Regions from separate parts of the Mus musculus genome. Here all the other regions are linked to region 1. Evidence: chromatin loops called from intact Hi-C (ENCODE). Cell type or tissue: left cerebral cortex. All regions are shown on one strand.

The links. A loop is a pair of places that touch in the nucleus more often than their neighbours do. Peaks named below come from ENCODE experiments on the same cell type or tissue, not always from the same donor. Only the 100,000 strongest peaks of a DNase experiment are listed, where the experiment ranks them.
Region 2: a loop joins it to region 1, with 2.9 times the contacts of the local background. A loop is called at or near these places in 2 of 42 quality-filtered maps.
Region 3: it touches region 1 in a loop (5-fold over the local background); 12 of 42 quality-filtered maps call a loop at or near these places.
Region 4: it touches region 1 in a loop (7-fold over the local background); 12 of 42 quality-filtered maps call a loop at or near these places.
Region 5: it touches region 1 in a loop (7-fold over the local background); 6 of 42 quality-filtered maps call a loop at or near these places.
Region 6: it touches region 1 in a loop (3-fold over the local background); 3 of 42 quality-filtered maps call a loop at or near these places.

What each region holds. Positions count from the first base shown.
Region 1 is chr4:20,775,183-20,780,182 of GRCm38, forward strand. It overlaps Nkain3 (Na+/K+ transporting ATPase interacting 3), which reads right to left and starts at 3,486. Exons shown (of 6, transcript NM_001290410.1): 1 at 3,080-3,486. The coding sequence starts at 3,133. In left cerebral cortex, a CTCF peak has its summit at 2,888; DNase peaks (open chromatin) are centred at 1,316, 2,418, 2,899, 3,151 and 1 more place; H3K4me3 peaks cover 2,048 bases; H3K27ac peaks cover 919 bases.
Region 2 is chr4:20,341,043-20,346,042 of GRCm38, forward strand. The region is part of intron 3 of Nkain3 (Na+/K+ transporting ATPase interacting 3); the gene reads right to left. Gm11872 (a long non-coding RNA gene) reads left to right here and starts at 1,876. Exons shown (of 3, transcript XR_003955373.1): 1 at 1,876-2,854; 2 at 3,801-3,946; 3 at 4,895-5,000. In left cerebral cortex, no CTCF peak of the experiment used is centred here; DNase peaks (open chromatin) are centred at 2,563, 3,648 and 3,819; H3K4me3 peaks cover 314 bases; H3K27ac peaks cover 492 bases.
Region 3 is chr4:20,109,161-20,114,160 of GRCm38, forward strand. It overlaps a transcript of Nkain3 not described here. Among named protein-coding and RNA genes, the nearest start is that of Ggh, 70 kb to the left of the region's middle. In left cerebral cortex, a CTCF peak has its summit at 2,525; a DNase peak (open chromatin) is centred at 2,525.
Region 4 is chr4:20,120,641-20,125,640 of GRCm38, forward strand. It overlaps Nkain3 (Na+/K+ transporting ATPase interacting 3), which reads right to left. Exons shown (of 6, transcript NM_001290410.1): 6 at 1-2,016. The coding sequence ends at 2,003. Among named protein-coding and RNA genes, the nearest start is that of Ggh, 81 kb to the left of the region's middle. In left cerebral cortex, a CTCF peak has its summit at 1,884 (motif pointing right); DNase peaks (open chromatin) are centred at 1,894 and 4,053.
Region 5 is chr4:21,366,383-21,371,382 of GRCm38, forward strand. No RefSeq gene overlaps it. Among named protein-coding and RNA genes, the nearest start is that of Prdm13, 320 kb to the right of the region's middle. In left cerebral cortex, a CTCF peak has its summit at 2,061; a DNase peak (open chromatin) is centred at 2,067.
Region 6 is chr4:21,219,861-21,224,860 of GRCm38, forward strand. No RefSeq gene overlaps it. Among named protein-coding and RNA genes, the nearest start is that of Nkain3, 440 kb to the left of the region's middle. In left cerebral cortex, CTCF peaks have their summits at 3,014 (motif pointing left) and 3,609; a DNase peak (open chromatin) is centred at 2,999.

The sequences.
Region 1 (5,000 bases):
TCTATGCTCCTGTCTTTATTTTTTACACTTTCTCTTTAATCTGGTCTGGCAGAGTTGAGGCATAAGCACATAAGTTTGCATGGAGAAAAGGCAATAATGGAAAATAGTTACAGTAGCAGAAAGAAGATAGAGGACAGACTTGCAAATCAGAGTTCATCAGTATTAGTCACCTAAAAAATGGCAAGTTCGTGCCTTCTTCCTTTGGAGAGAGTAAAGCTCATGAGCAAAGGACTCAGATCACTGATCTCTTGGCTGTCTCGAATTAGGTCTCCTGGGCTGTTTAGGTAGTGGTCTGCACATGACTCTGTTGTTACTAAGTGAATTCCTTGCACCAAGTCTGAGTAGCAAGTGGCATACCCTCTTCTTAGCAGCACTTGTTAAGGTTTCATAATCCTCATCTTCCAAGGATTCACACAGTAAACAAAACCAGGAAACTGGAAGAGGGGCTGCTGTTCTCAGTGGGAAGTGCACTAGGTCTCAGGAAACCTGGAGTCCTTTCCCTTAGCACGCTGGAGCAGATTTAAGCAGGCTCAGAGGGATTATTTCTTAAATGTGCATGATTTCGGTGAGCCAGTTATCAACCATAACCATTCTTGTAGACTCAATAATATAAAATTAAATAAATCATACTCAAAACAGAGGTGCTAAATATCTAATGTTCACTCCTTCATAATTATTTTTCTACATTCTTCTTTCTCTGTGCTTTTGAAGTTGTTTAAGCCTCTTATTTTAGTAAACATTTTTCAGTGATGCATACTAAAACTACAAGTATATAGCCTCTGCTTTGTCAAACGAAATTCAGAAACAATCTTTTAGGGCCTGTAAATTATTACACAGATCAGAAAAAGAAATCTGGTCACAGCAATGATGAATTCCAATTTTGTTTCAGTGTCTTCTTTCCCCTTAAATCAAATAAAAGCATCAAACAGTAGTCACATCAAAACTATAAAGACAAGAGCTTGTCAAACTCAACAAAACAAAAGAATTATTCCAGAAGTAATTTATAGTACGAATTATTGTGGTTTTTTTCAATGCAGTACTATTCTTTATAAGAACTATGCTATCATGCACTAATTTAATAATGTGGTAGAGAAGAATGCTGGCTAGTTTGTCTTGTCAACTCAACACAAGTTGGAGTCATTTCAGAAGAGAAAAACCTCAGATGGGTGAACACCCCTGCCAGCTTATCCTGCACATTCTCTTAGTTACTGATTGATGTGGGAAGGTCCAGCGCACTGTGAGGGGTGACACCTCTGGACTGGCTGCTCTGGACTTGAATAAGAAAGCAGGCTGAGAAAATCACAGGAGTAACCCAGTAAGCATCACTCCCACTCCCCAAGGTGTCTGATTCAGGCTCTGCTTTCAGATTCCTGTCTTGAGTTCCCACCCTCATGTTGATGACAGACTGTGTTATGGATTTGTGTGTTAGTGTCTTATCATAGAGGTAGAAACTCTTACCTAGACAACACATATACTTTCTTTTGGTTAGGATCCAGTTATGAAATTCGTATGATCGTGTCTCCACCTCTACCATACTACAACTTACTTTGGGGGGAAAAAAAAAACTCTATGAGTTCCTCATGGGCAAATTAGTGAAATTGGTGAATTGAATTATGATTGTGTGAAACCCTTACGTGCAATATGAATGTAACACTAAAGTATGCCTTTACAGGTCACACAATCCAGTGTGCCTTAGAGAAACAAGAGTTGACCGAATTTATTCCTTTTTTTTTTTAATTTAAAAGCCGAGTTCACTTTTTAAAAAAATCAGTATGTAAGCTTTCTTTTGAGGGTTTTCACCCCAGCTAAAGAAAAAAAATATCATGCTCATGTGTAAGTTTTAAATTATTGTTATTTCAAACACATTGTGGAATAGGCTATCCAATAGTCTTCCGGATTTATCTGTTTTGCGTGTATGATTACAGAAGAATAAGCACATATACAGTGAAGCTTTGGGGGGAAACTGGAAAAGTGAGAATGTTTAAAAACCTCCAGTGAACAAGGACTAACTACTGAGCCTCATTATTACTTCTTCCCGTTAATGAGCCCTGCTAGAGCTATCACCATTAGGTAAAGTTCTCTGAAAGCCTTGTCAAAATACACAACTTACACCTTTGTGGGTTCTGACAAAACAAACGCAATGCTTCAAAGAAAGGAAGTGCCGCGGGGAGCCTACAAGGTCTGCTCCCTGAACTAGGAGGGAAAAAAAAAAAAAAGACTATGAATCTCACTCACAAAAGTCTAGCACAGGAGATTGCAGCCTTGACTTCTGGTAACCACGAAACAGACCACAGAATCAATCCTAATGACAATAGGACCCAGAGTATTTGCATAGAATCAGAAAGGTCTTTTATCTTTGCACCCTGATTTCCAACTTCCTATTCCACTCACTCCCTGGGCAAGGGGCCAAGCCAAACAGAAGCCGGGTTCCCTTCTTTGCTCTGTTCACTCCCCAAAGACAGCTGTCAGTCCGTCGCATCCTGAGCACGCAGCATTTCAAGAAAATCAAAAGAGGAACTGAAAAGGCAGAGGCTGAACTTGTGGTTCCCAAGCACAACCACATGTTCCTGGAGTACTCCACTCCTCTACGATCGCCTTCCAGATACTGAAAGAGAGGTGAGATTGTAGCTCTCTCAGTAACTAGCTGCCCTCAAGCACCTTCTAACCAAACAAGAACCTATCTCCAGAAAACCGTCCCAATAAGAGCAAGCTCCAAACCCAGGCATAACTTAAGCAGAATTGCAGAGGATGCACACGCTAGGTGTCCAAGAGAGGGGCGGGGAAAATGCTCTCTCCTGGAACGCCACCCCAGCTGCCCCCGACCGCGTGGCGATGCCGGGTGGGGGCGCAGTGAACCCAAGCGCGTGGGACCAGAAGTGAGACCGCGCCCTCCTGCGGGCAAGAGCTACCAGGCGGGAGGCACAGATAACCTGGAAGGGACAGAGAGGGTGGGGGATCCCTCTGATGCGCTCTGCCGGCTCACCGGTCTTTAGCCGGGAGCTTCGGATCCAGGGACAGAGCCCTACAAGCCAGTCCGAAAAGCGGGCTGTTTCCAGACCCGGACGCACTGGGCACTTACCAGCTGCAGTGCGCAGAGACAGACCAGCGAGCAGCGCCCGGTGCAGCAGCCCATGGTGCGGCCAGCGTCCCAGCAGCGCCGCTTGAGAGAGATCTGGCAGCTCCGGCTGTATCCTGCGACTTCAGAGCAGCCCGCGCGGCTCTCTCCCCGACTGACCGGGCGCAGGCTCCGGACCCCGCGGCCGGCTTTCTGCTTTCGGACTGGGGCTCGCTGTCGCCTTTGTTAATCTGCGTGCAGGGCGGGCGGAGGTCAGCGCGGCGCGCCCGTGCAGTGCGTCTGCCAGGGGTCCCTACCTCCTAGCGCGAGGGTCGGCTTCTTGAGGAGGGGGAGCCGGGCGGAGGGCGGGGGATGGAAGAGGCTACAGCTGGTGAGTGGGTGAATGTCTTTTAGGGGAGGGGAGTATGCAGGAGGTGGGTGTCTGGAAAGTGCGGTGGGCTGTCTGGGTCGGTGTGTGAGAGTGTGTGCTCACGCGAGTGTGTGTGTGTGTGTGTGTGTGTGTGTGTGTGTGTGTGTGTGTGTGTGTGAGTTGGGAGGGGATGAATGAAAGAGAGCGCCTCTGGGGAGGATCGTCTTGTCTTGTTAGGAGTCTGGGGAGAGAGAAAGAGACTGTGGGAGGATGAGATTGAATGTGAATGAGCTTGAATCTGGGAGGCCCCCAGGGATTTGAAGCCTAGGCTCACGGAGCAATTGTGGAGTCATAAGCTGTAGGTTTTCTTTCTGGGTGTGAGGAGTGGGTGAAAGCTACTGCAAAACCTGGAGCTAGGTTTACCCACGCTGCCCTGGAGAGGTACATGTTCTGTTTGGTGTGTGGGGAGGAAGGACCAAGAGACTTGGAACTCAACGTGAAAGCACTCTACATAATGAATGGCCAAGGTAGGGCAGTGGACTGAGCCACTGGCATGGCGCTAAGAGGTGGTTCAATCAATAAGGGTCTCAACCCAAGACTCTGGGTCCCAGGTCAGCGGAGATGACATTTTTCGCACCAGGCGCCCCTGCTGGAATCTTCTAGGAAAAGTTGCCTAGGGTCACAGCAGAGCTTAATGTTCCCCCAAGAGCCCAGAGACTAGACACACTGCTCAAACTGACTTAAGGCTTTAATTTGGAGTGCCTTGGGAGTCTTCATAGAGACACTGACAAGGAAAAGACAGGGCCTTTTAATAATAATGAGATATTTCTAGAATAAACACAAATAAGAAGTTGGACAGAGAAAAAGTGAGAGGAGCCTAGAAGTAAAACCTAATTCTAGTTACTTAAGATACCAAACAAACTCTCCACGAATTCTAAAGAAACTGACTACCCTCACATGAACAGAGCAGAGCCCAGGAGTTCTGTAGCTAAATCACTCCTCAAGAATCAGGAATAAGTCGAAAAACCAAAAAAGAAAAAGAAAAAAAAAGAAAAGAAAAGAAAGAAAAAGAAAAAGAAAAAGAAAAGAAAAGAATCAAAAATAAACCCTTGACAAATTGAGTCCAAAGAGGAACAAGGCTGGAAACACGGTTTTTAACCTATTGCTGCTCTCCTGGTAGATTCTTGGTTTATAAGTTAAGAAAAAGTGAAGGCTAGGTCAAGTGTCTCTTGCCTCTTAGCACTCTGGAGGCGTAAGTAGGCTGATCTCTCTGAGTTCAAGGATACCCTGGTCTATAAAGAGAGAAAAGGCAAGAGTATGTATTTAACCCATTCAGACATTAGTTTTGGATTTTTGTTTCTCTTGCAATTTTATGTCCTGCTCTTTGTAATTCCTACAACATACATTTTATTTCTAATGTGGACAACATTGTTCCAAGGAAAAATCTACTCATGGCATCTCTGAAATTATAGTAAGTACAAAAGAGTAACTCAAATGGCTATTAAAAAAAGTCAAAAAACAATGTTTCTTGAAACTCCTGTTCATTCATGTGAGAAGGGGCAAGTGTAGTCAGAA
Region 2 (5,000 bases), 430 kb before region 1:
CACACACACACACACGCACAGGCACACGCACACGCACATGCACACGCACACGCACACGCACACGCACACGCACACACACACACAGGATTCACTTAGATCACCAAGCCCAAGCTCAGCAGAGACTCTCCAAGATCAGAGGTACAGAAGCCATAAGAATGACATTACAGCTAACAGGTAACCAGGTAAATTTGACTGAGAAGGAATTTCTGAATGAAGGATGCAGGCCTGTTGGGATGCCAACAGAAGAAGATAGGATGGAGTAACATTAAGGGATGGCAGGCAAAAGCAAATAAAGAAATGTTGTCAGCCAAACAAGCAAACCAGGGCAGAAAAGTTACCACTGAGCTCACAGGTGATGAAAGCATAAGTTAGTGTTGAGTGCAGATATCTCTTTGACCTAACTCTGCTTTCCTTTAACTGAACAAAGCACTGATTCTTTAGTGTGGGATGGGAGGTCTCATGGGAAGTTTCTGTCTTAGACTCAGCTAGTTTTGTGTGTCAACTTGACACAGGCTGGAGTTATCACAGAGAAAGGAGCTTCAGTTGGGAAAATGCCTCCATGAGACCCAGCTGTAAGGCATTTTTTCAATTAGTGATCAAGGGGAAAGGCCCCTTGTGGGTGGGACCATCTCTGGGCTGGGATTCTTGGGTTCTATTAGAGAGCAGGCTGAGCAAGCCAGGGGAAGCAAGCCAGTAAAGAACATCCCTCCATGGCCTCTGCATCAGGTCCTGCTTCCTGACCTGCTTGAGTTCCAGTCCTGACTTCCTTGGTGATGAACAGCAGTATGGAAGTGTAAGCCGAATAAACCCTTTCCTCCCCAACTTCTTGGTCATGATGCTTTGTCTAGGAATCGAAATCCAGACTAAGGCAACCCTTATAGCTGGCTGCAATGAAAAGTACACATCTGGCCACAGGCTGGCTGAGCAGGAGCTGAACACCCAACAGACACTGTGTATGCAGGATTCTCTCATCTCTGATCCCAGTCTAATGTTGGTGCTCTAGGATAACAAACACATACTCCTACGGCAGATCCATGTTCTGGGGACTCAAAGGCCTGTCTTCACACGTGTGCTATATGCCCTTTATCCATTCCCCAGTCTTTGGTCTGACATTTTCTAACAGTCCACTATGGGCTTTGTCACAAACACTCTGTGTCTCAGACAGAGTGGAAGCTCTCATGGCCACTTGAAGCCTAGACTCAGAGTGAGTGAGTACCGCAGTATGCTTCTGTTGCCTGTAGTGGGTTAAGAAAACAGATGATATTCAAGAACTGGAAAGCAGATTCCATCTCTGGAGAGGGATATTCAAAGTCCAGTTATAGAGGTGTAGAAATAAGGGTGAAATAATGTTGTGATCAAAGATGCATAAAGGAGAAGCAGGGACCAAAGTATAAGTAGAAATGTCGCCAATTATATATAAGTAGAAAGAAGTGGAAATGACTTGTAAAGAATAGAAGCAATATTGCATGATTTGGGAGGGTGGCATGCCACATGCCTCCGTGTGCAGAGAGAACTGGAGGTCTATGTAAAGGAGAATCATGATGAGATTTCAAGGATCTTTGTTCAAAATTTTAGAATTTAACATTCTCAAGTACATTTCTTTTCCCACTTGGGTAAAAAAAAAAAAAAAAAACAAAGCCAGCAGCAAGAGCAGGCTCCTAGCATGATGTTAAAATGCTTTGAAATCTTGGAACAATGAGAAATCCAGGGGAAAGAGTCAAAGAATCATGCCATTTAACTCTTGCTACTACACAAGCAAGGGCACCAGCATTATACTCATCCTCATCTTCCACTACTCTGTAGGCTCTCAAAGCCTTTACTTTGGAATAGTTGTCATGAGACGAAGCATCTCATTCTCCTGGGTTACATCTCTAAACCGGTGCTTAAGACCACCCACACTTATTGTCTGCCAGCCTCTCTACAGGGTCACCCACTTCACTATCAGAATCACCTGCACAAAGGAGGAGATCACTGGTAACATATGATAAAGAAACAACGTTGGCACTCAGCTGTGAAGACTTCTTACAAGAAAAAGTAGTGAACTACACTCTTGAAGCTAAAGAAACCCCTAAGATATGCAAATGTTTTGTTGTAGATGGCGAGGACGGTGCACCTGTTATCCCCCTGCATTCTATCAAGGGGACACATTGTCTGCATAATTTATTCCTTACTTTCTCGGGATCTGGAGTGTCAGGGAATGCGACGGAAATTGGTGAAGCAGTTAACACACACAGTGTCTCCCTCCACCTCTGCTGGAATCAGTAGCAGTGGCAATTGCTTAGGCATCTCTCCCCTGGAACTGTGGCGCAGTGAGGCTCATCTGAGACTGTGTGTGTTCCCGGGGTATCGTTTATCCGGACAAACTCAAGCTGTCATCTCAGCAGTGGAACATTTTGCTTGTGTGAAATGTGTGCAGCTGTCAGGGGAAACTTGATCAGTACTGCAAACTGAGAAACTGGCTAGATGTGTCTGTCAGGATGCTCAGCTCCTACCTTCCGAGCCTCTGGGCAACTGTCTACTTTTCATTGCTGCCAGCCAGGCTGACTGAGGCTGAGAGATGGAGGCACTAATGCTGAGCACCCCCTGCTTCTCTATGATGACTTTGGAAAGCTTCCCAGCTTGTGCATCTGCCTTGGCTTCACAGCTTGTACTTCAGAGAATGAAGCTTTCAAGAGAGACACTGCAAACAACCACATCTATTCACAGAGGGAGAGTGACATTTCTTCTTTCTTTGAGGGACAAGTGCCTGCCTCGTTACTTTCTGCCCCTGACATTGTAGCTGCTGGTGAATGTGTGGAGACAGGAAGTGCTTACTTGGCACAGAGGTCCTGTGACTAGTGCTATTGTCCAGCTGGTGTGTCTAAAGGATGCTACTTTTGACAGTGGGGTGGGAAGGCTTCGGGGGTGGGGGAGGGGGGGAGAGGGAGATAGCTATGAATGCAGTCGAGGTAGGCTCTTATCTGTCCTGTTCAATCCATTGTACCTCTGGTTTTTTGTTTTTTGGTTTTTTTTTTTTTTGTTTGTTTTTTCTTTTACCTTTGACTTTGGTTTTCTGAATACTATAAAATGTCAATGAGCTTTACTTGGTTATAGCTGAGGAAATTAAAATCTAATGCTTTATTTTTTCTTAGGGAATAGACAGGAGGCGAGTCAATCATGTGAGTTAAGGATCAAAACACACATTTACAATCACATAAATAAAATATTCAAGTTCGAAAGATTTAAGAAAGAGATTCTGATAGGGTAGAGGAATTCTCTAGGTGTGTGATTTAGAGTGGCATCGCTAACAGGATTTTCTGAATATTCTTTCAGATGTGCTCTTCTGACACACAGTTGGGTGAAAAGTCCTAAAGGGTCCACTTTTATAAAGCGGAGTCACTTGGGATCAAGCATGTCCCCACTGAAACCTGGATTGTCAGGATTCTATGCCTGCTTTAAACGACAATGCACACAAGCAATGTTCACTGGCAGATTCTTTAAACCAGAAGGCAAGGAGCAGGGAGAGAGGAGAACTCAGATTGATGAATGGAAAAAGGAGGAAGTGACTGTGTTCTGGGCAGAGGAGCAAAGGGCCAGTTGACTGAATGCAAAATAGCAGACTCCTTAAAGGGACGGTGCACTGCCCTTGAAGGTCTTTACTATAGCAGCAAGTTTGGAGATGCAACAATTTCTATATAGCTTGTCATTCACGCTCATAAAAGGATTGATGCTGGCTTCACAGAGCTCGATTAAGTTCAAGGTGGACTATTATATAGGATACCTGGCCCCTCCCACATTCTCTCGTTTTTTTCTTCCCACAGGATGGATGGTTCTCTTTCAGCCTCTCCAAGACACCCTGAGTTCCTTTGCTCTCCTGTCTCTCTCACCATCTGATGTTCTGTATCTTTTGGGAACTCTCCCACCAAGAAACCAATCACCAGATGCAGCCTGACACTGGATGAGAACCGTAAGCCAAAGTAAATGCTTTCCCTTTCTAGTTAACCAGTGTGGGAAATCACATCATTAAAAATGAAAAGCAGACTAAGCTGGCTGAGAAAGAGCATTTGCAAACCCTATCAAGTTATCCAAATAACTTCAAACACAGGTTTCTAGAAAGAAATGAATTATAATTTCTTTGAAAACTTATTTTCCTCACATATAACAGATATAACAACACATTAAAAACTATGAGAGACTGTGCAAACAGCAGAAATTTGAACCCAGTTGCAGCCGTTATTTTATGTAACATGAATACAAATTTAAAATAACGTAAGTCCTTTGTCGATAGGTTTAAAACTAAGTTTAAAAAAGATATTTTTAATGATATCCATTTTAACAGGGAAAAAACTATCCCTTAACAGAGACTAGGACAATGGATGAAAATCTTTGAATGTTTATTCTTTATTTTACAAAATAGCACACAAAGGGTCCTCCTCCCTTCCTCTCTTCCTCTCCCCATCTTTATCTCTCCATTTTCCCCTCTTCTCCCCACACTATTTCCCTCTCTCCCTTCCCCTTCCCTCTCTGTGTACAGTAGAAGGCACACTTCTTTATGCCTTCATGTGTATGCACTTTTACTAATTGGTCATTGAAATTTTCACATTTGTTATATTTAAAGGTAATTTCGAGTAAGTGCTCAGTGGATATTTTAAGAGAATACACACAAATGAATGAGTTTGAATCATTATTGAATGTTATATTTTAGGGTGTATCAAATTAGCAAACACCTATCAGGAAATAAACACTGTGTACTTAAAATGCATTCATCTCAATTCAAAATTAACTTTAAGTTTAACAAATGTGAAAATTTCTATACCCGATTAGTAAAAGGACACACACATGAAGGCATCAAGGAGCCTGCCTTCTAATTCTCTACTGCTTTAAAACATAGATATTATCATATCTATTTTTACAGATGGAGAAATTGAAGCTTATAGAAACTAGCTCGGCATACCTGTCTAGTGTTTTGCTTCAGGACCAGTTTTGCCCTTGATTATCGCATGATGGGATAGATGGACTGT
Region 3 (5,000 bases), 670 kb before region 1:
GCCAGACACATTCTTGATTCCTGGAATAATGTTATTTCTGACTATCATGGAGTCATTATCCATGGCAGGAAGAACATTCCACAAAAAGGAATATGAAGTAAAATATATACATTATTATGCACACAAGCTTTATGCTGACAGCAGCCATCAGCACAGGAAGAGACCCATGTCCTGCTAGCTCAGCTCCAGGGGTGGAAACCATGTCACACCATCCCTTCCACTGCCAAAAGCCATACAATGTTCAACATGATCAATTGGTCTTTATTTTTGTCTTGAAGTAGACCAGTGCTTTTAGATTACACTACTGTACTTTAGTCTTTGATTAGTGTAGATAGGGACAAAATATTCAGGATTTTTATATTGTCATGTTTCTTCTGCTATTGTAACAATCACCAGAAACAAATCAGCAGGCAAAGAGAGAAAGGTCACTTTGGCTCACAGTTGTGGAACTCAAGATGCCTCATTACTTTTGTGTTAGTGTAGTAAAGCAAACAAACTGTCATGATAGAGAGCAGGCGGTGAGGCAAAAAGCCAGTAGCTTGTAGTTAAACAAAAGGAAAGAAAGAAGGGTTAGAGCCATATTATGTTTACCTAGGGAACAATTACAGTGACCTAAAACCTGACACACCATCCCCACTCTGCCATTCTGCCTCCACACACATTAGGCTCCATCTCCTAGCAGCTACCATCTTCCTATGGCGTACCAGCTGCAGACCGAGCCTTTAATCTACTGACTTTAGAGGACATTTAAGATCCATACCATAGTGTCACTAAAACAATTTTCTCAGTTTTAATAAAGTTACAGAACCACATTAATACTATGAACTTAATGCATACATTTCCCATGCAATGTGCCCCTCCCTTTCCTTTTGTCTGATGGTGATGAGCTCAGGTGAAGAGTGGCAGTCACTACAAAGGTAATCCACTCCCTGTCCCTGGAGATGGAATCCCAGCCTGGGTGACTCAGGTCAGATATTTAACACTCTTTTACATCTGGGAAATCATGCTGGTGATAAGGGGTTATTGCTCCCCGAGTAGGCTGGGTGGAGGGTAGTTTGTGTGACTTGACTCAGAGACAGTGAAGAAGTTAGGAAAGTAGTTATCCTGGGAGTAACATGGTGACAGACAAGGGGGAAGGAAGAAATCACTTACCATAAGAATGAACTCAGTATGATTCAGTGCACTAGGTCCTGGTGCCAACTTTTAGACATTTCTTTCCTGGGCTGTATTTAGCATGTTACACTGTCATCATCAAACCATGGTCTAATTAATTAGTTATAAGGCTTTTTTTTCCCCGTGGAGAACAAAATTATAGCCTGGTTTCTGCTTTGGAAGTGGTAGCCTAGGGTGAATGACAGAGGTAAGAACTGAATAGATCATTGGATGAGAAGCCAGCTTAGCCACAACCAGTGGCAAATTGGTTGAGTTGGTTTGTAGTCCTTCAAGTCTTCTGGGACTTCTTGGAAAGTGGACTGTTTTCTTCCAGTCACAATAGCCAGTGATTTTCCTTGCTCGTGAAACAGAAGTGTAAACTCTTGCAATCTGAAGAATGCAGGAACACTCAGGATGCACACTTGTCCAAGTTTCTTTTACAAACACATAGGATAGGGGAAGCATTGCTCTTTGAGATGCCCGGGAGCACAGGTCTTGAATTTTGAAATATTTATATTTGCATAGTGAAATTAGGGATGCACTCTAAGACTAAACACAGAATCCAGTGATTTCTATGCCCCTGAAAGTAATCTTATAATATGCATAAGATATTACTTATTTTACCAATTTTATGTGAGTCAAAGTTTCATGACCTGGAATTCTGGATCTGTGGCATCATGCAGTGCTAAAAAAGTTTTCAACCTTGGACTTGGGGATTCAGGATGCTGAGCATTTATTATGAGGAGAAGCATTGAAAATAGCATTCACCTTCTATTTCAATGTACACTTTTATTCATGGTTGAAAATAATAGTTAATTACATATAACTTGTAAACTTATTCAGAATCAGTGTTTAGAGAAAGACATATGAATTAAATGACATATTCTAATGACTGTAGAATATAATATACAGGTAGAAGCACAAAATGTAAAAAGCAAAATTGTGAAAACAAGTCCTGTTACCTGTATGTGTAAGAAAAACAAGACTCATTTTCCTACAGGCTACCAATATTATACCGGGCAGTTCTTGACAGAGTTCAGGTATTTTCATTTACTTCACCTGGTAGCTCAAGAAATGATAGAAAAAGACACTAATATACAAAGAAATTACGTCACAGTGTTATGTGATAGTAGAAACTCGTATTAATACAAAATATCACTTGAGGTTTATACATAGAATTCTAGTGCCAAGTTTGAGAGACATCTTGGTTAGCAAGCAATCTGAGAATTATTAGATACAGATTTTCTTAAACAAATACTTTTGCTGGTAAATTGTTGGTGGTTTAAAAGCAACTAGAATTGGGTAGAAGTTGCTACAACCTGTCATTTTAACAGCAGGCACGGAGCAAAATGCTCTGCTGTTTCCACTCCTCTCCATAAGATGGCAGAGTTGGTGTTACAAAGAAAAGAGCAAACTCACTGTTAGTCTTGGGAACAGTAGAAGACTTAGGGTCATTCTTAGCATTTCACTATTGCTATCTTCATTCTACAATAGTACTAATAGTACCCAGTTTGTCAGAAATAGCAGCAAAGGAGCAGCTATGCGTGGACCTCCACGTATAGCAGTGTTTCCTGGAGACCCCCTCTCTGAGCACTGCTATTTCTTTCCAGACAGTTATGACTCTGCAGGGTCTCTTCCACACCCAGTCACTCCAGGACCCACGGTGGTACTCTCAGATCATCACAGAGTTAACTAGAGTTTATCTGCGTGTGGCTGAAGCAAGCATAATTATTTAGACTGGCAGGGGCTGCAGAATGGCCTACCTTAATGAGAGGGGTGCGACAGGCTGGCACTGGCTATGTGATCCGGTAACTGGTTCTTAGATCTGTCAATCCAGTCCTAAGTGATAGGGCACCATTTTCAAGTATGGCACACACATGCTCAGAGAGACATGTTGCTTAGATCTCAGTGTCTTGAGCATCACAGAATGAATGAAGAGTGGTGTCACAGAGACTGAGCTCTGCAAAGGAAGACGTTTGCCCAAAGCTATGAAGATTTCTATAATCAACTTCTCAAAGAAAAATGGGACATTTGATTAGTTTTCATTGCCCCTCTACCCCCTGGGATGGGGAGGGGTGCTTTCAAAACCAGATTCTTGCCAAGTGTTTGTTTAAAGCATCCCAAGGCAGCAAAGGAAGGTCGCATTTGGGCTGACCATTTTCCTTACTCACCAAAGATCAGAATCTGTGGGGAAGGACATTGTCCACACCTTCTTCCAGGGTCCAGATGTTCTAGAATGGTATTTTCTTGAGGCTTTGCAGATTAATATATCTCCCCAGGGATAACATGTATGCTCCCCGTGGAAGATTCTTTTATTTTGCTTTATTTCTCTAATAATTGGACAGTGCCTCTCACCCATGAGATTCTCTGCAGGCATGCTTTGAAAGAAAGGCCGTTACCACTGCTTGCCACCACATGGTGTCAGTTAAAAGAGTTCATAGAACCTTGTGTCCCTCGGTGTATGCTGGTGGATTAAAAGAAAAAAACCTGCCAAGTATGGCAGTGACTTGCAATAAAAGCTCCCTAGCAGTAGCCGATCCTAGATGGTCATCTTTCTACATGAAAGGGCAAATCTGACTGACTCAGAAATGATAAACTTGCCTGAGTGAGCAGCTGTCAATTACTGATAGACTAAAAACAGTACAGGAAACAAAACGGGCAAATGTAAGCCCGAACTCTTGAATCGGAAGAGAGCGTGGCAGACCAATGTGGCATGCTTTGGAGGAACCCTTACCTGTTCTGTGAAATGCTGTTCTACTAAAAGAGACAATTTGGTAACTACAAGGTAAAGGGAAATTTATCACAGGGGATAATTCTCAGAAACGCGTATTAGGGACTTAAATCCTTTGAAAATCAAATCCTCCTCTCGCCTGGATAGTTTCTCACCATGCTGAGGCTCCTATGTGGGGCATGCATGGGGAGATAACTGGAGTATAATTACACAGTGTTCTTTATCAAGTGTCTTTAGTGTTAGAGATGCTAAGGATCACAGGCCACCGGACACTCTGGAAATATCATGCTACAGAAAGCAATGCCATATTTAAGAAGCACAGACAATGGAAATCTGTGTGATCATCAGAAAAAAAGAAATTACCAGCAGCCAGAAGTAGTGTATCTTATTCAGATGTGGGGCTCTGAACTGCCACATGTCAGATGCACGTGACAGAAAAGCAATAATGGTTATAATTGTAAGACAGGTCAAAGAGAACTAGAGTACCTCCTCTATTCACACAGACATGATTTTAGCTAACATCTGGCTTTATGTTAGTAGGAGTAAGACAGTTTAGTAAAGGTATGCACTACTTCCTGTAGACTGTTACAGGGGTTTTCACATCACATGTGTCCATATGCCAGGGATTCAGCTTCTTATATTGGTTTCCTCCGTGTGCTCTTTCAGAGGTCGCGTGTTTAAACGCTTGTCAGCATTTCTGCATATTCTCTGCATAGTTTCCTGCTCCTTAATCTGTTGGGTGCTTGGAAACTACTTTATTAACAAAATCCAAGCTGTGTTTTAATTAAGACTAATAAATACTAGGCTGGAGAGCTTCCCTCTGTGGAGAACTTAGGGATTTCAAAATGTGGAATATAAAAAAACCTACCCAAGAATGGCAGAAACCATTTTGTCTGTCTTTGGCTCCTTGGTTCTGCTGTGTGTGCAGGAGGTTGCTAGGCAGCAGGGCTCTTGTCATATGTAAGAAGTCTCAGAAAACAAAAAAAAAAACCCAAAAAACAAAAAACAAAACAAAACAAAAAAACCCAAAAAACCAAAAGCCAAAAAACCAAGAAAACCAAAAACATACAAAGTCAGAAATTTGTCATTGTTTCCAGCCCAAGGGATCTCTCTGGGA
Region 4 (5,000 bases), 650 kb before region 1:
AAGTCATTCATTCAAAAGAAGGCTGTGCCTGGAGCCAGGTTGGTCATGAGTGCAAAGACTTGGTGCCAAGACATGGCCTTTGTGTTATTCTTCTACACCCTGCCACAACCCTGGTCTCCTCAAATGGGAGTTTGATGGCACCACCTTTCAGGTTCCAAGAGCTCCCTGTCATTTAGAATCTAGGTTTATTCTGTAGGAGAGAACTCAGTGGGAGTACCAGCTAAAGGACAGGATACAGCCTAGTACATGAACTTCGAGGCATTAGGGCAGAGGGGATTGCATTAAATTCTGATAGCAGACTCATGAAATCTATGCATATAAGAGGGAGAAGAGGGAACAGAGAGACTTCCACAAGCATACAAAACTTTGTACCAATTTCAGTGGTTTATGGATGCCTTAGAGATATGTGAGCTGCACTGGACTGACTCTGGAGCAAACAGTGGACAGACAGAACTGTGATGAAGGGAAGACTCAATTTTTGTGTGTGTACAAAAGGACCAGAATGGCTTTTCACATGAGAACTAAGGCAGAGACAGGAAAACAATGTGGTGAGACAAATACCTGCCTTATACGGTGAGCAGACAGTTCATCAGCGATGCAGTTAAACCTTAGCAGTGAGAATCAACATGGATTTTATCCATCTACTTGGCCACTTTACAATGGCCAGGTATTTGGTCAAAACCAGTTTACATCAGCAGACTAAGTCAAGCACACTGCAATTTCTAATGTGGTATTTGTTGGGGATCAATGGCATCATGGAGACCAATGGAAAAGGGGACCAAGGAAGGTTCCTAAAGGGTCAGACATGTTCTGTATTTTGGTTGAAGCACTGCTCATTAAGTTTGTGCACTTCTCATTGTACCCTTAAAAACCTATGCATTTCACCATATCTATATTTCATTTGAATCTAAAAGGCCCCAGAATTGCAATACTTTTTCCAAGATGGACCTATTCTCCCCCTTAGAAAATTAGATTTTCCACTTAATTTTCTTGATTATTGGGATGAATGGGGAAAAAGAAAGAAAAACTGATGTAACTCAGGCATAAATATTTTTGTTACAGATCTCTATAGAGAATTCTATAGCATTTGAATGCCCCCTTTGAATATTCAAAACGTTCCTGACTACAGATTTATGGCTGTGATTTCTGTCCCACAGCCCTTGAGCTGTATGTATAGGTCTGACATCAGTGGTGAGAGTGAAACTAAGAGCAGAAAATACGAAGCTCACAGCCAGCCAACTCCCTGCCTAGGAAGGGTTCCACACATCATTCTGGGTTTGTACTCAGTCATAATATAAACACGCACATACATGTGTGTCTTGGAACATTGCAAGGACAAGAGATACACGGATCTGCACATTTATATCGGACTATTTAGAGATTGTGCACTCTTTAGAGATTCAGAACAAAGGGCTTCATGTTTTGTCTGTGTCTGGTGCTGTTTAAACAGTGATCTTTGCTAGGTTGGAAAGTTAGATCCAGTCTTTGTGCAGTCTGCCACAGGTCTACCCTTGTGTCTGATGCCCAAAGGCAATGTCTGTGTATACAAAACCATTAGCTTAGCAGGGTTCAGGGTCCAGTAACCTGGATGTCACAGCTCAATAACACAGACAATCCTCTTAGAAATGACTTGGAGAAGATTTTCATAGATTTTTTTTTTTCATTTTGCATGCCTCAAGTTAAATTAAAAACAATTTAAAACCATTTTTTTTACAATTTACAAGTGCTTATATAAGAAGATGACTTTAAAAACAAAACAAAACAAAACAAAACAAAAAAAACAAACCCACCCAAGCACCCAGAACGCATCTAGCAAACAACGCTAATGTTACACAGGCTGAGACCAAAGACCTCGCAGCTCCGTGTTCGCTGGTCTGGTCGGCAGGGGGCGCAGTCCTGCTGTCTAGGAGGAAGGTGACGCTGTAGGATCCCCAGAGCTAGAGGCCAATGGTGCTTTGTTCCCTAACTCAAGTCCAGGAGCCGCATTTCAGAGTCAATGTCATTACTTATTTCGACCTGAAAAAGAAAATATAAATTGCTTTAAAAAACTCCAGTGCTGATAAATGAAAAGCCTGTCTCTTTCTCCAGGCTTTTTGAAATGCAAAGCAATTTAGGGTGGGCCTGCTTCTCTTGGACCCAGGAGCTAGGAAGGTTAAAGGCTCAGCTCTTCTGCTTTCCAGATCAGTTTGTGGCAGTCCAGATAGGGAGACAGCTGACAGCCACAGGACTATGGGATGAGGTGGACTCACTGTCTCGGAAGGGAAGGCACTATATATCCCCAATTTACTAGCCATACTCCCGTAGCCTCTTCATGATACCGGTCTTGGTCTGAGAAAAATCGTGGACCTGGCTCCCTCACCAATATCCTATCCTGGGATATATAGCATTACATATTCATTTGCCTTGGTCACTGTGCCTAAATATTTGGTGGGGAAAGAGAAAGAAAGCAAAACAAAACAACACATCCCACCACTCCACCAGGAGGGAAAAAACAAACAAACAAAAAAGCTCTTCTTGGCAGTGTCTTTCAGATGAGATTAACATTCAGTCCATGGAGTAGGTAAAGTTTATCTTTCTCCACAGTGTGGGTGGACGTTGTGGGATCATTCGAAAGCCTCACCACACAGTGAGGTTTTCTGAGTCACAGGGGGCTCTCCTGTCAGGTCATTTGTAACATTGACTTAGTCCTGTTCTTCAATCTGCTAGCCTCAACTGCAGATTGAAGACTTTCCAGGCTCAATTACTGCATAGGCCAGTTTCTTAACATCTCTACCAACTCTTTCTTCTTTCCCCCTCTATCCTTTACCCCCATACCTCCTGTTTCAGTTCCTGCTTCTGTGTCTCCAGCAGCACCCCCCTATCCCAAAACCACCAATGTAAAGTTTGCTTGTCTGGCCAATCCCAAAGCACTACAACCCTCCTGTGTGAATCATTCCGGTCTCCACATTTTGAACAGAGTGTTCCCACAACTTCTTTTGTAGCCTTTGGAATGCTTAGATGTGAACGGTGTGTCTGTGCTCAAAGTCAAAGTCAGCTTCAGCACCATACCTGCATAGCCAGGTAGAGTGTGTTAGCTCTCTCCATCTCTCTCTGCGAAGCTTTAGCTGGTCTAAACCTTAACACTCATTTGACAGCCCAGGGGAAACTGGCCTCTGTACACTTGTACTAGTGCTTAGCTTGCCATGTCTCATTCTGCTACAAGAACTCAGGTGAGCTCTATACTTCCCTATGTGCGGCTAGTGGCCACTCAAGACACTTTCTACCCTGCTCATCGAAGTCATAAGAGTTTTTCCCTCCCAAAATAATTGTAGTGGCTATTCCTGGTTGTCAACTTGACTATATCTGGAATGGACTTCAATCCAGAATTGGAAGGCTCACCATGACCCTAATCTGGAGGCTGGGAGATAGAAGTTTCTGATCTGGATCTTGGTATGGAGATCTTGAGGCACAGTGGCTATGGATTCCAGAAGATTAAGACAGGGAGATCCCTGAGTTCAAGGTTATCTGGGATTAAAGGTGTGGTGGCACACACCTTTAATCTGGGCTACACCTTCGGATGGAGATATATAAAGGCATTTGAAGAAGGAAGGCTCTCTCTCTCTCTCCTTCGCCTGCTTGCCATTTGGGACTGAGCAACATCTTGGCCTTCCCTTCACACAGCTGCTGCTAACCATTGTTGGAGTGTTTGACTACAGACTGTAAATCATCAATAAGTTCCTTTACTATATAGAGACTACCCATAAGTTCTGTGACTCTAGAGAACCCTGACTAACACAATAATCCTAAGCACCTGACAAGGAAAGCTGTTTCACACTACTTTCACTGTCTAGACGTTTCTCTCCCACTCGTGTAGCTCAGTGACTTCATTGCTTGGGATGCACTTTTCAGTCATAATTTGAAATAGTTAAAAAAATCTCTGGCTTCTTACTTTTCCCTTTCTTGTGTCTCTCTTCTCTCCACAAATTGTGTTTCCTCCTGCACAACCTAGGAGGCCCTTGGCCATCTGGAGTCTTGCTGCAGCGTTGATTCTGTGCTTCTGTTTCTTTGGAGTCTGAGTGGCAAGCTCCTAAGTCTAATCCTTGCACTCTGCATTTTAACTGTGATTTCCATGGGGACATAAAGAGATGTGATTATAAAAATAGGAATTTATGACTTCATACAGTCTTAAGTTAGCAGGAAGAGTGTAGGTTCTAAAGATCACGTCTCTGTGAACACATGAAGCTGGTTTCAATGAAGCTTGTTTGAGTGAAGTAGATTAAAGCAGGAGCCTTACTGTATCTAATATATGGGAGCCAAGGATACTACTGGATAGCAGTTTCACAGTGGAACAGACCTGATCCAAGGAATTACCTGGCCCAAAAAAGTGTGTGTAGAGGCCAGGATTACCTGTCTGACTATAAGAATATGCCTGCTTGTCTGCTTACTTTTACTTAGTCTCCACCACCTCAGTTCTTAATAATATTTAATACATTTCATACCTGCATTGCTCCAATTACCCAGAAATATTCATTATAGTAGATTTGTTTAAATGATAATCCACATTACATTAGACCATTATGTCTCCTCAATCTATTTTAATTATTAAGATTTTCCCATAATTAATTTTTTTCTAATTAATTATGGACATCAAGATTTGGTTCATGTTACTAAATAGAGTAGTTCAAGGTCAGGCTTGACTTTACAGACAGGCATCTGGTTGGTGTCCATATCTGGTTGGTGGTGGTATACATGCATTTTTTTATGTGGCATAGAAATAGTTATAAATGAGCAATAGGTCTAGGTATTGATTTTGGATCCTTAAACTCATGACTCTCCTCACTTTCTTGCTTTTAAATAGGTGCATGAATAAAGTTTATTAATGGCTAGATTAACCCAGCCTCCAAAGGCAGAGAAAAAGCAGATGGCAAGACAATGATGCTAATTCAATGTGTTCCTGGTAATCTTGCAATAATTTTTCTTTCTACTTGTTTTCTAAGTTTCTTGGTGTTATGTCTGGTGTG
Region 5 (5,000 bases), 590 kb after region 1:
AACACATCGCAAGCACAGTTTTCCTTCCCTCCTCTTCTTCCAGCCTCCCCTCGCACCTTCTCTCTCCCCCAAATCCACTCTTCCTCATTTTTCTTCAGAAAAGGGCAGGCCCACCAGTAATATCAATAAAACATGGCAAATCAAGTTATAATAAGACTAGGCATACCCCTACATATTAAGGCTGGACAAGGCAACCCAGTAGAAGGAAAATGGTCCCCAAAGCAGGCAGAAGACTCAGAGACAGCCCTCAATCCCCCTGTTAGTAGCCTCTCAAGAATACCAAGCTACAGAACCATAATATAGGCCATACAGGTTCTCTGATTGTCACGTCAGTCTCTGTGACCGCTGGTGAGCCCTGGTTAGTTGGTTCTGTGGATTTTTTGTAATATCCTTGATGCCTCTAGCTCTTACAATTCTTCTGCCCCCTACTCCACAGAATTCCCTTGAGCTCCACTTATTGTTTGGCTCTGAATCTCTGCATCTGCTCCAATCACTTGCTGGATTACTCTGATAACAATTATGCTAGGATCTGGTCAACAAGTATAACAGAATGTCATCAGAAATAACTTCATTCATTATTTTTTTCCCGTCATGTTTTAGTTTTTGGTTCTGTTCTATGTCTCTGTGCTATCCAGACTCTGGTTCCTGGCCATCCAAACAGTATGAGGCATGAGCTCCCTCTCATGGCATGGGTCTCAAGTTGGACCAGTCATTGGTTAGCAATCCCCACAAGTTCTGCACAACCTTTACCACAGCACATCTTGCAAGCAGAACAAACTGTAGGTTGAAGATTTCTCAACCATAAATGTAGTACCTACATCACCCTCTCTAAGGCTCAGGAAACATCTTGAGGGAAGTAGAGAAAATATGAGAACTGGAAAGAAGGAGAAAAGTACAGTAGAATGCTGTCTTAACAAAGCCACCGTACTCACGAACTCAGCAGCTGTGGTTACCTGCACAACATGCACCAGATTGAATCCATCCACACTCTTCCCAGGAGGGCAGAGGGGGATCATAAGGCCCCATTCTCCCTCAGGATCTAGAGTCAATTAAGGAAGACATATTTTTCTTTAATGATATAACCAAGGCAGAGAACTCATGCCCCTGTAAATAATCTCTCACATATCCTCATGTGATAACTGTAGTTTAGCTCATTGATCACAAAAAAGAAAAAGGAGGAGTAGGGGAGAGGAGGAGGAGAAGGAGAAAGAAGGAGAAGGAGAAAGAAATTGAAGATAAAGGAGAAGAAAGGAGAAGGAAGGAGAGGGAGAGGGAGAAGGAGGAGGAGGAGGAGAAGGAGAAGGAGAAGGAGAAGGAGAAGGAGAAGGAGAAGGAGAAGGAGAAGGAGAAGAAGAAGAAGAAGAAGAAGAAGAAGAAGAAGAAGAAGAAGAAGAAGAAGAAGAAGAAGAAGAAGAAGAAGAAGAAGAAGGAGAAGAAGAAGAAGAAGAAGAAAGAAAGAAAGAAAGAAAGAAAGAAAGAAAGAAAGAAAGAAAGAAAGAAAGAAAGAGAAAAAGAAGAAGAAAAAGAAAAAGAAAAAGAAAAAAGAGCAGGGGGAGGAGGGGAAGGAGGAAGAGGAAAAAGAATAGTATATTTGAAAATCTAAGAAGAAATAATTGGGATGAGGAAGTAGATCAGCAAGAGTCAAACTGGGACCAAAGAAAGTAATGAGGGTTGAATATGATCAAATACACTCAGTACATGTATTAAACTGTCTCAGTGAAACCCCTTATCATACATAAGTAATGGATTCAAAAAGTACAACTAAAAATTGACTTCCCTCAAAAATATTTGCATTGCATGTTGTTATTACAAAAAAAAAAAATTGGCATGCATTGTAAAGAGTATACTTCTTATAATTTTAGATCTTAAACTTTGGGGAACTATTTCTCTTCATGAAAAATATTTGAACATATAGTTTTTAAAAAGTGAAATTAAAATAAGCTTATAAAAATATATCAAAACACCCAGAGTTCTGAGTTGTTCTTACAGTGGGACAATGGTCACACAACGTTGGGATTCTTTGAAACTACAGCCTTTCCTTGCCTGACCCCTAGTGTTCAAAGCAAGTAAGTGCAGGCCTGAACGTAACAAAGGAAAGCATGGGAGATGTTTCCAATTCAGCTTCCACTTTAGCCAATTTTTTTGTTGAAATTTTTGGATATATTAATTATGTATGATAAGTGGTTTCATTGTGACAGTTTTCAAAGTCAGGAAGCACCCACTGGTCTCATGGGCCACGTTCCATTCTCCCTTCACTGGTGTAAAGTGATGTCCACGTGTGCGGAATGGTAACCTTTTCTTTTCAGATGCTTCCACAACCGGTTCCTGAGTCACTCTCATCACCAGGAAAACCACCCACACTCACTATGGCCACGTAACGGAATGTATTAGCCAGGGTTCTCTAGAGTCACAGAACTTATGGAGTGTCTCTCTATACTGAGGGAATTTATTGTGATGACCTATAGTCTGTAGTCCAACTAACCCAACAATAGTCAACTGTGAATGTGATGTCCAAGAATCTAGTAGTTGTTCAGTCCCACAAGGCTAGTTGTTTCAGCTGGTCTTCGGTAGAAGTACGTTCCAACAGATGTGCTGACAAGTAAATGCAAGCCGGTGAAGGAGAATGAATCTTCCTTCTTCCAATGTCCTTATGTAGGTCTCCATCAGAAGGTGTGGCCCAGATTAAAGGTGTGTACCACCATGCCTGGATCTGGGACTTGCTTTGTCCCTGGTTGACCTTGAACTCAGAGATCTACTTGCCTCTGTCTCCTAGAGTTAAAAGCATGCACTGCCTTGCCTGGGCCTAAGTTTTTCATGGCCACTGTGTCTCAAGATCTCCATGCCAAGATCCATATCAGAAACTTGTGTCTTCCAGCCTCAAGATCTGGATCACAGATGAGACCTCCAATTCTTGATTGTAGTTCATTCCAGATAGAGTCAAGTTGACAACCAGAAATAAATAGCCATTATGTGGAATGAATAAAGATGGATATTTTTTTCCTACTCTGAGGCTGCTAAAATAATTTAAAAAAAAAAAGCAAATTGACAGAAAAAGCTGGCAAGCAAAGAGAAACAGGAAGTGGTGAAGGTCCTAATAGTCCCACTGCTGAGGCCTAACTTCCTTCCGTTAGGTTTTCTGCCAATACCACCCTTCAGCAATAGGCCAACCCTTCATCAGTTGAACTTTGGAGAACACTCCAGACTCAAACTAAAGCAAAGTTACTCAAGCAAAGTGCAAGACTGGGACAGAAAGGCACAGAGTTCCATGGCTTCCACTGAGTCCTATAGTTCACTTTTCCACTTCCCTGGAAGGGAACTGAAGCAATCACTGAGTAATTGCTGGCTCCCAGCACAGGTGCACGGCTTGCCTTTCAGAGTCAGAAATGCACAGGATTCAGTGGTGTGCATCTCACCATTTCTCTGTGGAGAATTTTTTGTAGTCAGAAGCCCTCTGAGAGTTTAAATGGAACAACATACCAGGTGAAATTAGCAAATGTTGGGTTTCAGAGCAAAAAAAAAAAAAAAAAAAAAACCAGGAGAAGAAAAGGACTTCAACACAGAGCTTCTGAGGCGGCGCCATCTTCAGCTCCAGACAGCCGGCCACCTTCCTGGTGAGAGCACGGGGGTCTGCCTGGCCTGAGAGGTTTGTGTCACAGGCGCCGGCAGGAGCCTTCTTGGCTCCGGGACTCCGCGGAGGGCAGGCTGCACGGGTGACCGTGTGGAATACAGAGGCCAGCCGTTTCTGGTACGGGCGAGAGTCGCAGAGCTTCTGGGGCGGCGCCATCTTCGGCTCCAGAAAACCGGCCACCTTCCTGGCCAAAGCAACACAGCTTCTGGGAAAGATCCTGTTTTGGGCCTTCACCTTCAGCCAGGAGGAGGTCCAAACACCAGATAACTGTACACCTTCCCCGAAAGAGGAGAGCTTGCCTGCAGAGACTGCTCTGACCACTGAAACTCAGAGGAGAGAGGTTGTCTCCCACACCTGCTGATTGAGGGTAACAAAATCAACAGAGGAACAATCTCTTAACAAAGACAACTATAACAACTAACTCCAGAGATTGCCAGATGGCTAAAGGTAAACGTAAGAATCCTACTAACAGAAACCAGGACCACTCTCCATCATCAGAACCCAGAACGCCCACTTCGCCCAGTCCAGGTGACCCTAACACACCTGAAAAGGTAGACCAGGATTTAAAAGCATATCTCATGATGATGGTAGAGGACATAAAGAAGGAATTCAATAACTCACTTAAAGAGATACAGGAGAACACTGCTAAAGAGTTACAAGCCCTTAAAGAAAAACAGGAAAACACTGCTAAAGAGTTACAAGTCCTTAAAGAAAAACAGGAAAACACAACCAAACAGGTAGAAGTCCTTATAGAAAAACAGGAAAACACATCCAAACAGGTGATGGAAATGAACAAAACCATACTAGACCTAAAAAGGGAAGTAGACACAATAAAGAAAACCCAAAGTGAGGCAACGCTAGAGATAGAAACCCTAGGAAAGAAATCTGGAACCATAGATTTGAGCATCAGCAACAGAATACAAGAGATGGAAGAGAGAATCTCAGGTGCAGAAGACTCCATAGAGAACATCGGCACAACAATCAAAGAAAATGGAAAATGCAAAAAGATCCTAACTAAAAATATCCAGGAAATCCAGGACACAATGAGAAGACCAAACCTACGGATAATAGGAGTGGATGAGAATGAAGATTTTCAACTCAAAGGACCAGCAAACATCTTCAACAAAATTATTGAAGAAAACTTCCCAAATCTAAAGAAAGAGATGCCCATGAACATACAAGAAGCCTACAGAACTCCAAATAGACTGGACCAGAAAAGAAATTCCTCCCGACACATAATAATCAGAACATCAAATGCACTAAATAAAGATAGAATACTAAAAGCAGTAAGGGAAAAAGGTCAAGTAACATATAAAGGCAAGCCTATCAGAATTACACCAGATTTTTCACCAGAGACTATGAAATCCAGAAG
Region 6 (5,000 bases), 440 kb after region 1:
TACATACTCCAGTGCCTGAACATACAAAGACAAAAAGGACTTACACTGCCCCAGTGTAGGGGAATGCCAGGATGGGGAAGCAGGAGTGAGTGGGTTGGTGAGAAGAGGGAGGTGGAATGGGATAGGGGGGTTTTGGAGGGGAAACCAGGAAAAAGGATAACATTTGAAATGTAAATAAAGAAAATACCTAATAAAAAAGAAAAGTAAAGAAAAAAAAGGACAAAAACAACAACAAAAGTTCATGTGACAAACTCTGCTGATAACACCCTTACCTGATCAAATTAGATTTGTGAGATGGTATGGTATGTAAGTCCCTATGTTAACTTTAACACCTGGCTTTCCTCCATTGTCATTATAAAAACAGTTATTGAATGAAATATACAGAACTAACTGTGAACACATTTAGCTATCCCTCATAGGAAATGGGTAGTATCAACACAGAATAAAAAATTATTATCACTTACCTTAGACTTCTGGTTACAGTATCCTACAGACAATTTATCTTATGTATAAATATTCTCATTTTCTGCAACAGTATGATGCTCTGTGGGCTGATATGATAAAACATAATATGAGAGAAGTGAGAATAAAATCTGTATTGTAATTAATTCCAATAAGGTATTTAATTTTTCTCTTGGTGAGTTATGAAGCATCTATTTATCATAATGAGTTACAATTATTTACTCAGTGAGTTCCTTTGTCTAAATGCACCAATACTTGAACAAGAAGAGATGACTTTTCTCCATTAATTATCTTATAAAAGATACCCAAATCATTTTCATTTAACATTTTGTATTTTCCATAATGTGGTTTTATGCTTACAATAGGGAGCACAGATGTGATTAAGCTCTTCTTGTAACGGTGCTTTGTAAACTTGCTGCTAGAACTTTGTACTGTATTTCCAAATAACTGTTACTAATATATTATGTTCAGGAAGGTTAAAAAAAATGACAGCCAAATTGCCTGATGAAAAGAAAAGAGTGAGAACGAGGTTGCTTGATAAGATCATTTGCTGCACAGACATGAGCCCATGAGTTAAACCCTTCAGCACTCACATAAAATGCCTGGTCAAGTCACACGCACTCCTGTAACTATAGGGCTAGGTAGGGCGCATGGGAACAGAAACAGAAGGATCTCTGAGGTTTATGAGCTGCTGTCCTAGATTCACCAAGAGACCGCACCTTAAAGGAATAAAGTAGAGAGTGATAGAGAAAGGGACCCAAAGTCTTCCTTTGGGTTTCTCATGTGCACATATAGGGGACACACACACAAGGATGCACATGCACAAACACACACAATATACACACAAGTAATAGACACCATAGAATAAAAAGGAAGTCATAAAAAGGTTACAATCAGTCATTAACCTAATCCTATGCATATGGCTTCACAAATAGACTCCCTAGTTCAAAGTCACACTTGCAGTTGAAGAAATAAATCAACTATCAATACAATTACTGGACCTACAGACTGTTCAGGACAAACTAAAGACTTTCTTACAGAAATATTCTTTTGTGTCTGCACAACACTGATGGACACACAGTATACCTGGGAAGTACTTTTCTTGTGATAAAGTCAAATAAGTACTCATAGAATCTCAGACTTGTGTATGATACTGGAGGATTATAGCATAGGCCTGTTTGAGCTCCCCCATTGTTCTAAGGGTTCCCTACTTCATCAAGTGAAAATATCTGATGACTTGCGGGATTGGATGGATGAAGGTCCTTCATGTACTTTCACCACAGAGAGGGAATCATCCGCAGGCAGAATGCCCTGTCTGTGCCCTCAGCTTCTCACCTTCCACATGGTAACGATTTATTGCTTCATGTTGAATCTATACAACTCAATAGAAACCTGTTTCTAGAGCTCCTAGTCAGCAACAAAGATGGCTGTATAGTTTAACTCTGATCCCTGAGGCTAGAATCCTAAAGCACTTGAATGTCCTCTGGCTTTGTTTCACAATGCTCAGTGCTTGAAGGAACTGATGATTTCAGAGTGCCTCCTGCTCTGAGAAGGGGGAGAAGGGCATCTAAATCCCAGATTCATTTTGAGTGTGCTGTTTCAGATTAGCTAGATCATTTTTATTTCTTTTGCAAATATGTATGAGATAGTTTTATTTAAAAGTAAATTTGCATATATTATACAAAGACACCCATAATGGGTTATATACTTAAATGTAGAGTTGTAAAACTATAAACCTTTTAACAAAAAAAAAAAGATATAGGAAAAATTGTAATTAGTGATAAGCTAAAGTTATCTGCCACAGATACAACCCTCGACTCACCAGCTCTCTCCTATGCAGATGAGAGCATGCATTGCCCAGCTCTACCTAAAGGTCTTCAATAAGCACAGGTATTTGTGCTCACAAAGACTAGAGTGCATGGGGTCCTAGCCCGACATGGCAGAAAGTGCTTCAGGTTATCTGTCTAGTGGAGCCAAAATGTGTCCCAGGATTCTAAGCATCTCAGGTACCTTTCACTTCAACTACAGCAACCAGAGCTTACTCACCTCAGCTAAAATCTGTCCAAATTTCTGGGACAATTTGGCAATTGAAACAGGCTGCGCTACTGAAATCAGGTAAGATCAACAGAAAACAGGAGTCTTTGGAGTTGAGAAAGCAATAGAGTAGAAGCAGGCTAGAGCCCACACAAACACACACACACCTCGGTGCCTACGGAGGGCCTTCCCTTCCTAGGATTTTCTCCCATGCACTCTTTTAAGCTCTCGGATTTCATGAAAAATGCCACTTTAAGTGTTAGCAGGCTGGCCTCCATAGTCTTTTCTTGGGCTGCTTCTTCAGGACCCAGCCCTTTCAACCTTCAGGGAGACCCAGCTTGTCACATGTGTTCGGCCCACATTCAGGAAGAAAGATAACAGACATTTGCCAGGAGGAAGGTCCCGGCTCAGTTCAGTCTACAGGACAGGAGGAGCTAGGGTTCCCAGGACAGAATTCTAGAACTGTGTTATTGTGAAAGCTTCCGGGCTGAAAGCCTTGGCCAGCAACATCCTGACACCTAGTGGAGGTCAGTGGTACCTGTAGTGTGAAAGACAAAGTCCCAAGGCTGTAACAGCTGTCCTGGTCTTAGAAGAATCAGTGGGCATCCACTTCTATGTGTGCTAGGCCCCGGCATAGTCTCACAAGAGACAGCTACATCTGGGTCCTTTCAGTAAGATCTTGCTAGTGTATGCAATGGTGTCAGCATTTGGAAGCTGATTATGGGGTGGATCCCTGGATATGGCAGTCTCTACATGGTCCATCCTTTCATCTCAGCTCCATACGGATGCTCACAGTCAGCTAATGGATGGATCACAGGGCTTCCAATGGAGGAGCTAGAGAAAGTACCCAAGGAGCTAAAGGGATCTTCAACCCTATAGGTGGAACAACATTATGAACTAACCAGTACCCCTGAGCTCTTGACTCTAGCTGCATATGTATCAAAAGATGGCCTAGTCGGCCATCACTGGAAAGAGAGGCCCATTGGACACGCAGACTTTGTGTGCCCCGGTACAGGGGAACGCCAGGGCCAAAGGGGGGGAGTGGGTGGGTAGGGGAGTGGGGGTGGGTGGGTAAGGGGGACTTTTGGTATAGCATTGGAAATGTAAATGAGCTAAATACCTAATAAAAAATGGGAAAAAAAAAAAGATGACAAGAAAAAAAAAAAAGAAGAATCAGTGGGAGTAAGCATTGTGATTTCTTGTGCCTCTGATTATAGGAACAATCTGGTAATTAAAAAGCAAAAACACTCAACCCTTCTCAGTAGTACAATAAATATATGTTCACCTGTCTCAAATAATATTTATTTTTAACACATATGGCCAGGCAAATACGAGTAATGTAGTTTTTTATAATTAATTAAAGTTCTGTAAAAATATGTTTTTTGAAAAGAAAACCTCAACCCTACTCAAAGAACTATAGGTTATTAAGGAAAGTTGGGAGTGGAAGTGCTTTTCTTTCTTAGAAAAGAGCATAGCAGTTGGTTCGGCAATGCCAAACTCTCAGTCCTGAAAACATACATATAAGTAACATTATAGGGACTGAATAGTTCTATTTAACAATATATATATTTATATTCAGACAATAACCATTAGTAAAACTTGGGTCATGAATTTGAAGAATTGGATGGAAGGATATATAGGAGAGTTTGGAAGGAGGAAAGGGGAAAGAGAAATATTGTAATTACAGTATAACCTCAAGGTGCATGCCTTTAATCCCAGTACTTTGGAGACAGAGGCAGATGGATCTCTGAGTTCGAGGCCAGTGTGGTCTACAAAGTGAGTTCTAGAACAGCCAAGGCTACACAGAGAAACCCTGTCTTGAAAAAATCAAAACAAAAAAATCAAAAGTAAAATAAAATAAATAAAAAATGGTATGCCTGTGTAAAGTGTTCCTATCTAAGGCTTGTTGTCATGTGCACATGTGATGGTCACTTCTCAAGTTCTAACCACTCCTAACCATTATTAGGAAGGTCAGAAACGTGCTGGGACAGTCCTTCATTCTGTTAGTTCAGATGTCCAGGCACAGGATGGTGGCCAACTCTGCCCTTGCAAACACTACCTAGCCAAGGAATTCTGGGATAACAGTAGGACCACATGCTTCCTAAAGGACTCCTGGTCCCTGGACAGAACCTATTTTCTAAGGACAATGGTCACAAGTGTGACTGGAAAATGCATCAAAAGCATTATGATCCGTGATGAATGACCACTCTCCTATTGGGTATGGAGATGTAGCCCCTACCTCTGCAGCTCAGGTGAGCCTAGATTGCCAGCCCCAACTCATTCAGTCACTGGAGGACTTTAACATCTAGTAAACATCCAAATATGAGAGTAACTATAATTCCTCATTAATTGTGGGTCTGACGGGAGCTTCACTGTATATGTCAATAGCCTTGTTCTTGATGTGCAAGAGTGACCAGTATGTCTGTAAGGTGGGTTCTTCCTGGAACACTTTTGCTACCCATGAGAGCTAGTCAGCTTTGGGAACACTAAGGACTAACCTTTCC